Regions from separate parts of the Homo sapiens genome. Here all the other regions are linked to region 2. Evidence: chromatin contacts called from ENCODE Hi-C data. All regions are on one chromosome and are shown on one strand. Each heading gives the region's core, a stretch centred on a gene start or an enhancer-like site at or near the end of the contact. The rest is flanking DNA. Distances are from core to core; before and after follow the strand shown. Region 1 holds the start of TBX18 (T-box transcription factor 18). Region 2 holds the start of TBX18-AS1 (TBX18 antisense RNA 1). Region 3 has its middle 71 kb from the start of TBX18-AS1.

Region 1 (2,966 bases), core at 407-2,906, 75 kb after region 2:
TCAGAGCTCCAGTGTGGCCTGCTTGGTCCCCAAGTCCCAAGCCCGGGAGAGGCGCGCGGGCAGCGTCCACCCCACCCGCTGGGCCTCCGCAGGGCCAAGGCCCCAGCAGAAAAGGCTTCACGCCGCCGCCGGGGTCTGGGACGCTTGCCCGACGGAGTCAGAGGAGCTCCCGGGTCCAGAGTCCCCAGTGCAAACTCCGACGCAACCTGCGCCTCGAAGCGCAAGCAGCAAAAGCGCCCGGACTCTGGTCCCAAGAGCCTGGGCCTCCTTAAGCCATAAGCGTCTGCGGCGCCTCGCTTTGGGCCTTCTTTTGGGCCGGGCCGGAGGCATCTTCTAGAAGGCTCTTCAGACCCCGCTTTCGCCAAACTCCCGGCGCCCTGCGCTTCCAGCCCAGCAGAGAAAAGTGTGAAAAGCAAGCCCGCGGTCGCCGTCGGCCTTGGCAGAGAAATCAAGAGGAGAAGGGAAGGGAACCGCTCAACTACCCTTCGGGAAACCAAGTTTCCAAATATGCCGCCCTCTTCCTGGTTTGCACAAACGGTTTAGGGCATTCGTTCCGGTTTCAGGGTGGGGTATGCCGTCGCTCCCCTCCTCCCCGCCCTGTGCTTTTAAAAGTTAGGAAACAAAAAAGAGCACCCATTGGCTGGAACCCCAAGGGAGGCAGATGCAGGAAGCACAGAGCTGCACCGCTAGGCGCAGCAAACAGCCGCGGCCGAAGGCGCGGGTCGCCGAGTGGGCGGCGGCCGCCCGCGAGGCGAGCCTGGAAGCAGTATCTGAACCGTCTGGAGGGTGACCAGGTTGCGCGGCGAGCTTTGCGACTGACACGGCCAATGCGCTAGTGGCTGAGTGGCCTTGGCCATGTAGGGACGCGGCGCGCACGCACACCCACAGACTCGCAGAAGTTCAGGTTCGCGCCGGAGAGAAGTTATAGGCAGGAAGGGGCCCACTCACCCGCGGCTCCGCGCTCCAGGTCTGCGCCACTCCGAGCCGGCCCAGACGTCGCCCCAGCCGGCGGCGGGAGCGCAGCGCCTTCGTCTCCCTCAGAAGAACCCTTTTCGCCCGCGCCGCCGCCGCGGCTGCAGCCTCCGTCGTCCACGGCCCCCGCCGCCTCTTCGGCGCCCAGTTTTCGCCGCTTCTTCTGAAGCTGTTGCTGCTTCTCGGCGCCGATCAGCGCCTCCACCGAGAAAGCGTGCGCCTTGAGGCTTAGCATGCTGCACGGCGAGCCCCTTCGCTTCTCGGCCATCCCCCCCGCCCCGCGCCCGCCCGCCCCTCTCTCATATACACTCACGCGGGCACACGCGCGCTCTCGCTCTTCCCCCACCAAAAACTAAAAGGCTCTCGGGGCCTCCCGAGATCTGCCCCCTTCCCCACCGCGGGCAAAAAACAGATTTGGCGTTTCCGCTTTCTCGCTTGTGTTGGGATCCAGGAACCGGCGACGCGCCGGCCAAGTCTCCTTTCCTGGGTCTCTCTCGCGCGCTCTCTCACTGATGCACTCCTTTGCTCCCACCCCTTCCACCTCCTCCTGCTGCTCCGAGGTCTGCCTCAACTGATGCGCCAGAGAGGACTAACATGGGTAAAAAACACTCTGTGGACACAAATTAGGGATTGTAATTGAAATTTGTTGCCTTGATCTGTCAGCACTTCCAGGCAGGAGAGCGGTGGGAAGAACTTGCTCATTAGTGTCAATAAAGCGGCGGGGGCGGAGCCCGGGTCCCTGTCCATCACCCAGACGGCCGGCCAATCAGGAGGCGCCGACTCCGCGCAGCCCGCGCCCACTTCCTTACAAGGTAGCGAAAAACCAGGAGTGAAAAGCGCCGCTGTCTGGCTTGGATGTGCCAGCCACACGGACGCTGAACTCTGTCTCTCTGACGTCCGTAGCTGAGTCCAGCCCCGTAGTCTCCAGCTTTCCTCACCAGGACCTGGAAAGGCGGAAGTTCCCGGCTTTAAACTAGACGTTCAACAAGTTAGAAAATCAGGAATCTTTCAAGGTTCCGTAAATTGCCGTCCCACTTCCGTATCGCTTAATGTTGCTACAACTCAGAATATTGGGAAGCTGGGAAGAATTCGCAGGCCCCTCCTTTCTCATTTAAATGTTCCTGCACTCAGTCTGCGCCAGATATGGCTTAGGCTTATTTAAACTTTACTCCGTGATTTTTTTCTTAGGGGATACCAGGTTAAGAAATATGTAAATCCTTTAGGAGTGCAAAATGTTACGTTAACGCTCAGTCCGTCATATAAATGTCAGAAAAAGCACGCCCTTTCCGCAGCCCACCTTTTCTTTCAAAGAGTGGTAGTTATTTTAAAACGTAGGTCATGGGATTTTCATTCTGTACGTCTTTAACGATATGGACAACTTTAAAACCCCTTAAAACTTCGCAAAATGAAATAAGTATGAAGACGCAATAAAATTCCCCATTTGAAAAACTTCTCTGTGATTTAAGTAAGTTTATATTTGTCCTACTGTTGACAATTTACAATCGTTACTTCAGGCTTTTAAGGAGTCCATTGATGTATTTAAAACAAATTTAATAAAATCAGTGCTTTTTAATTAAATGACACCAAACATATATATTTGTACAATTTGTTTTGTAGTTTCAACTCGACTTTTTGTTAGGATTAACAAATATATATATATATGTTTGGTATAAATAGAGCAAATCTCTTGTGGAATAAAATTAATCGTGCATATTACTCCATCTTTTGTATAAAATACACGGCAGGCCGGGCGCGGTGGCTCACGCCTGTATTCCCAGCACTTTGAGAGGCCTACGCGGGCGGATCACGAGGTCAAGAGATCGAGACCATCCTGGCCAACATGGTGAAACCCCCGTCTCTACTAAATAAATAAATAAATACAAATAGTAGCTGGGCGTGGTGGTGCACGCCTGTAGTCCCAGCTACTCGGGAGGCTGAGGCAGGAGAATCGCTTGAACTCGGGAGGCGGAGGTTGCAGTGAGCCCAGATCGCGC
Region 2 (3,251 bases), core at 584-3,083:
GAGAAGCTTGCTCTGGGGAAGGATTTTATGCATTCCATCCTATTGTTGCTCTCTCTGTAGAACAAGAAAGAAAGGGGAGGTGTTAGAAGGGAAGCATGTGGACACTCGAACAGGAAACGTCATAGAGAAAACTCAGCAAGGCAGACAGGGGAAGAAGGGCTTTGCTTAATTGTTCTCTCAAAGCAAAGGTATCCCACTTTCAGAGCCAATTTTCTCTTTCAATGTAACACTCAGGAATATGTAATCTTAGATGAATTCATGTTCCTCCTTTCCTCTTTTATTTCCATTAAATAATTAATAAATTTTGGGGTAACAAAAACTTTAACAGCAATTTTTAGGAATCTCCCTCCTATATTTGCACATTTGGCTCTCAACTTCTTCTGGAACTGCCTTCTACGTAACACACTCCATATTTGTTACTTAAATGTTCTTGTTTCTTTAAACAAAACATAAAGGTAAAGAAGTTTGGTGACCAGAGCAAATAAGCTCTTTACAAAAGGGCCAAGCACCACACTATCTTGAAACTGAAAACACCCAAATCTTTTCTTAACTTTTCCTGAAGTTAACCGTCTTTTGAGCCTAACTTTCTGGGGAGTGATTGAGGACTGAAGGAATCGGGATTGGCAAGAAAAATGTCTCTCCCTCCGAAGCATCTGGCTGCATACTCTGAAAAGACAGGGCATTTGAAGAAAGAGCATAATCAACCTGTCAGAAACATTTTGATTTCACTTAAATACTGGGCAATCTGACAACAACTTTTCCCACAACTGAGAAGAATCTCCTAACATGAGAGGCACTTGAAGACGTGTTAAAATTTTTACAGCTATTAACACATTCCTAAGAAAAATACTGCTGGAGACACAAGAAAGCCAAGGATAACAATCTTCTCTTTCCAATGAAAACGTTTAGTCTGTTTGATTAAAGGAAGATAAATGAAAGGGCAAGGGCAAACTCACCTCACATTCTGTGCTACAGTTTGGTTTCCCTTGAGACCAAATTGTCTCGCTCAGGAAAAATGTAGTCTGTCTTCAAGTCCCTGTATTCTGGAGCAAGGAATCAGATGAGGAATCACTTAGCATTCAGCACATCTCAGCTGGCTCTGAAGGGCCTGAATTCTCTGGCAACCTTGACCAGGGATAAGCAGAACGGAGAAGGCAGGGCATAGCCATCAATTTATGTTTCCTTCTTCTCCTTATCTCCCTATTCCAAGAGATTCAAAGAGAGGTGCAGATAGCCCTCCAATAAGAACAAAACCCTCTGGACCAGGGTACCTAGGCTCTGGTCCTAGCTCTGCAATAACTGTGACCTTGAAAAACTATTTGTTGTCGCTAAGCTTCAGTTTTTCTTTCCATTAAATTAGGGGGTTGGTCTAAAACAGTATTTTCACACTGTGATTTGGAGCCATTTGTGGGACATAAAGTCAATTTAGTCAGTTGCAACAGGCAATGCTTGGAAAGGAAAGAGGATAAGATAAGGGATAAAGTAGGGAATGGGATGGGATGGGATGGGATGGGATGGGATGGGATGGAACATAGGATAAGATAGCTTAGGACAGGACAGGATAGAAAATATCACACTGCTTCATTTTTTTTTTATTGGTGTTCACAGAAGCCAGCATTCATTGATGTTTTTACAACTTCCCCAGGTCTACCAGGCTTCTTGATCTCACTTCTTCTAGAAGAAAACCCAGCCAAGGTGGTACAAGCTGTAGACAGTGCCACCCAGACACAGCTCCACAGTCCATTGTATAGGATGCTGTCAGTTGTCCTGCCCTTTAAGTGCATTGTGAGGTCACTGTCCACCTCAATTCATCAGGAGAGACCTAGTGTGGGTGTAGGGGTGCCTGAGGAGAAAGGGGTGCTGGTTCTTCCTTATATCCCCTGCCTGCCTCAGCTGGGCTCTGACCCAGCCAGCAGACTGGAGTCCTCTTCTGCATGGTATATTCTTTCCTGAGACTTTTGTTTCAGTTAGGTGTGTGTGTGTTTCTGTTTTTGTGTGTGCATGTGTGTGTCTTAAAATATAGTTCTATGTATTGTGTCTAGAAGAATGTTTGATAAACACTGGATTGAATGATCTCTCAGATTTCCTCTAGCTCTACTCATGTGGAATTTGGTAAGCTATACAGACACCATTCTGATAAGCCTACACTCTGGGTGGGTCCATTCCAGACCTCATACACTACACTAATGAATATGAATCTATTTTTATGTGACTTGAGGCCATTGAAATTTTGTGTACATTTATGTTCATGTATTAATGTGCAAGTGTATTCGTGTTTTTATCTCACCTGATACAGGACCTAACCACTGCCAGCACTGAAGTACAATGTGACTCACTATAGCAAAACAAAAAAGCAGTAGAGATCAATGGCCTTCAACACTGAAGAAATTAGTTTCTAGAGAAGCCTGGGGCTATGTTTCAGTGCCTAGGGCTATGTTTGCTTGATGTAGAGAAGGAATAAGAGAAGGGACATACATGTATTGCTATACTCTGGTACCCATAAAGAATGATCCTTTGGGAATATGCCACTGTTAAAGTAGTTGTTTATAGAACTGAGCTACATGGTCTTGTGACTTGAAAACACTTGAAACAAGAGTATAACTGCTACACAATCATTTCAAAATTCCTGTTTTACTCACTGTTTTATTCTTTGGGAGTAGCACTGTGCCCAGGACACAGTAGACATCATAAAATGTCTGTTGGAGTCTTATATAACTTTGCTAGCCACGGGGGAATCTTCTATTTCAGTAGGTTGGCCCTTGGTTCCTTCTAATTACTTAAAGTCAGGAAGGACTGTGATATCCACCCCATTAGCCAGAATCTAGTCACACAACACCAACCTAACATAAGGAGGTTCATATCAATGAAATAAACATGGATATTTAGTGAGTACTAATATTCTCCATTAATATGATCACTCCCTCCCTCCTTGAAACACTTTATTAACTTAGCTTTCAGAATACAGCACTCTCTTAGTTTTCCTTTGATCTCGTTGGTATGTCCTTCTAGGTATCCTTTCCGATTCCTTTCCTTTCACTTCTGATCCTTTGCTCAATATGAAGTTCAGTGACTTCATGTAGGTAGCTTGAAATCATTCATGGTGGGACTATTTACACCATGGAAATTGGCAAATGCCACAAATTAGGGCTTTGTCTTCAGAGAGCCAATTGTTCCACATTTACCAGCTCACTACTGGCTCTATTTCTATTTTTTAATGGTTCTGTTTGAAATTGTATTATGCATGTTTAACT
Region 3 (3,127 bases), core at 462-2,961, 71 kb before region 2:
ATTGGAATCCACCCTTGAAGAAAAGTGTGGCACCAGCATTCCTGAAAATCTTTCAAAGAGAATACACCAACTTCTGTGAGTATGGCCAGGTTCATGACTGATGGTGCAAACTTATTGCTAAGATAGGTTGGGTTGGAAGAGTGGGACAACCTTCCAAAAGGCAAATGGACTCAATGACTTCCCTTAAAATAAACATATATCCTTCAAGAGAATATATCTACAAAGAATATAAAAATGAATGTAATATTTATAGGTAGTTTTAAGGTTAATAAACAAAATAACCTAGAGCAAATGGTAGGCAGCAATATGAGGCATTAAGAAAGGGAAGACAACCCTTAATGAGTCCTAAAGGAAGGACATCTCTTAAAATACTAAAGGAAAATCTAATAAAACACAAAGGAATTAAAATACTATAAATAATCAACTTTGTCCTTTTTTAAATTTATGTTACTCATTAAGATCAAATAGTGCCAATTTTTGTTGAGAAATATTGTTTGTTTGGCATGTTAATGAAAGAATGAATGAATGAATGTGCGTTTATTGAGCACCTGCTTTTTCCCAAGCCCTAGGCACTTTCTCAATTATCTCATTTAATTCTCACAACAACCCTGTCAGTTAGGAATTATTATCCCAATTATATTATTAAGAAAATAGACTCATAAATGTTAAAGAGCCCAAAGACACACAGCTATTGTAATAAAGAGCAGGGCCAGATTTCCAACCCAGGTCTTTTGATTTCATGCTGCATTTTCTGTTCAGAAGGAAACTCATTGCTTCTCTTTCTAAAAATAAATCATCATTGCTGGCAAAATTTTGCTTGTCCAAAGGACTTCTGGATCTACCTGGAGACCTTTGGAATCAGCACCAAAATTGGAACCGTTTAATGAGAGTCTGGGCAATTACCCCATCATGCCCAGCAAACGGGAAAATGAGCCTTTGGCTTGACTCATGTATTTAACTGTTGTTTCAGGAGAGGCCCAAAAGGAAAAGTGGTTACGTCAATTGTATTTTAAAAGAGTGACTAAGTTGTGAGCATTTCCAAAAACATATTTTTCTTCAGAGTTTAGTTTTACTATCTTTGGAGACAATGACTCAGGCATCTCTTTGTTGCCTGCTCTCTAATTAGCAAGTTCTAAAGACATCGCACTCAGAAAAGAGGAAAAGTAGCCTTGATTTTGTTCAAAACTTCACTCATATCGTCCCCTAAATGAACTTCTAAAAATGCTATCAAGCTACTACAGAAGCTGATGAAAGGAGAAAGTACACCGCCTGTTACAACAAGCTTCCCTAGAAGCACAAGCCCAGCCCTCTGACACAGGCTTTCAAAGGTTGCCAAGGTCTTCAGACACACGTTTTATCAGACACCTATTTACTCTGTGACCCTCTAGAGTGCCAGTCAAGTGCTGGTGGGTTGTAAGATACACAGTTTTATCACCACTTCCTAACGTGAAGAGAACCAGAACCAGAACACAGGAGGGGAAGAGAAGGAAGAAGACTGGAAGGGTGAAGAGCAATTTTTCCAAATCAGTCTAAGGGAGAATTGGGCCATAGCATTTTTTTTTTCACATGAAAACATGATGAAAAAGAAGAAAAAAGGCCCACACGATTTGTTTTATGGACTTTCAGAAGAAACTGCCTCAATGCTCTGCATCCCAGGAGCTGTTAAACTCTCTCTTACTTCCAGGCCTCCCAGTGACTCCCTGCAGAGAAGGGCATTACTGAGATTGCAGCTGATTGCGGCTGAGCTGCTGCAGTCAGGCTGCACTCAGTTTGATAGTCCCAAGAGAAATGGAGCGTAGGACATTTAGGTTTCAGCATCACCAAGGCGTTTTCAACAGAGGCGAGTTCCTGATTATGAGGGAATGTGGCAGGTTTGTTTTACACAGTTATCAAAACCCCAAACATTTTAAGAGACCGAGCACTGAATATGTTATACACTGGCAGAGTGTGGGGTGATTCTAGGATCATTAATTAGCAAACACCCTTGAGTCACCTATTTAGAACAATGAATGAAATGCCGTAAGAAAATTCTGAAACAGAGTGAGTCAAATCACTCCAGTAGACTTTGCTAGGGGGGCTGTGAGGGTTTAAAAAATATTTAGTTACAAATTTTTTAAAATCAGATAATTCACCTGAAAATACAGATATTTGACTTCTCTTTAACAGTCGAGAGACCCGACAACGTTGAGGAGATCCACATTTCAGCATGATATCAGCAAGCAGCCAACACTGAGAATCCCTGACCCTTTTATTCTCATTATTTAATTGACAAAAATAATTGTATATATTACATATTTATGGAGTATAATGTGATAATTCGATACATGTTTACATTGCGGAATACTAAATCAAGTTTTATCAAATGTATCACCTCACATACTCATCATTTTTTTGCAGTGAAAATATTTAAAATCTACTATTTTAGTAATTTTGAAATATACAAGCATTATTATGTATTATAGTTGCCATTTGGTGCAATAGGTCACTAAAGCTTACTCTTCCTGTCTGACTGAAATTTTGTACCCTTTCATCAACATCTCCTCTTCCCCATCCAGATCCTTTTCCCAACTCATGGTAACTGCCATTCCACTATCTATGTGTTCAAGTATTTTGTATTCCACAAATAAGTGGGAGCATGCTGTCCTTGTCCTTTTTTTTAAGTTTAATTTTATTTTTAGTTGACACATAATAATTATACACATTATGGGGTACAATGTGATGTTTTGATATATGTGTACACTGCATAACCATCAAATCAAAGTAATTAGCAGGTCCATCACCTCAAATATTTATTATTTTTTGTGGTTGAAACATTCAAAATCCTCTCTTCTAGCTATTTTGAAATTACTTGTTTGTTAACTATGGTTACCTTGCTGTGCAATAGAACATCAGAACTTATTCCTCTATCCTAACTGTAACTTTTACCTGTTGACCGACCTGTCCCCATCCCCTCCCCCATCACTTCTCCAGCTTCTGATAATCATTATTCTACTCTCCACTTCTTTTCTTTTTTTTTCCAACTTTTTTTTTAAATTCAGGGGGTACATAGGCAGGTTTGGTATCTGGACATATTGCATGATGCTGAAGTTTGGGGTATGAATGATCCTATCACCCAGGTACTGAGCAT

Evidence for each region. Hi-C counts contacts between places; a loop is a spot of excess contacts on that map. Pooled maps may share reads with other maps.
Region 1: a map of ascending aorta shows a loop between it and region 2 (2.6-fold over the local background). The contact joins the promoter of TBX18 here to the promoter of TBX18-AS1 in region 2. A Hi-C loop is called at or near these places in 1 of 168 maps with a recorded cell type or tissue (ascending aorta) and 3 of 50 pooled maps.
Region 3: a loop to region 2 is called in a pooled map, with 1.9 times the contacts of the local background. The contact joins the enhancer-like site here to the promoter of TBX18-AS1 in region 2. A Hi-C loop is called at or near these places in 1 of 50 pooled maps.

What each region holds. Positions count from the first base shown.
Region 1 is chr6:84,762,942-84,765,907 of GRCh38, forward strand. It overlaps TBX18 (T-box transcription factor 18), which reads right to left and starts at 1,657. Exons shown (of 8, transcript NM_001080508.3): 1 at 949-1,657. The coding sequence starts at 1,240. All of the region lies in intron 1 of LOC124901353 (a long non-coding RNA gene), which reads left to right. RefSeq lists enhancers at 390-974, 975-1,558, 1,570-1,864.
Region 2 is chr6:84,687,625-84,690,875 of GRCh38, forward strand. TBX18-AS1 (TBX18 antisense RNA 1) reads left to right here and starts at 1,834. Exons shown (of 3, transcript NR_125877.1): 1 at 1,834-1,937.
Region 3 is chr6:84,617,245-84,620,371 of GRCh38, forward strand. No RefSeq gene overlaps it. Among named protein-coding and RNA genes, the nearest start is that of TBX18-AS1, 71 kb to the right of the region's middle. Within about 2 kb of position 1,712, at least 4 of the 41 ENCODE cell types and tissues checked have a DNase peak (open chromatin) inside an H3K27ac peak, as active enhancers do.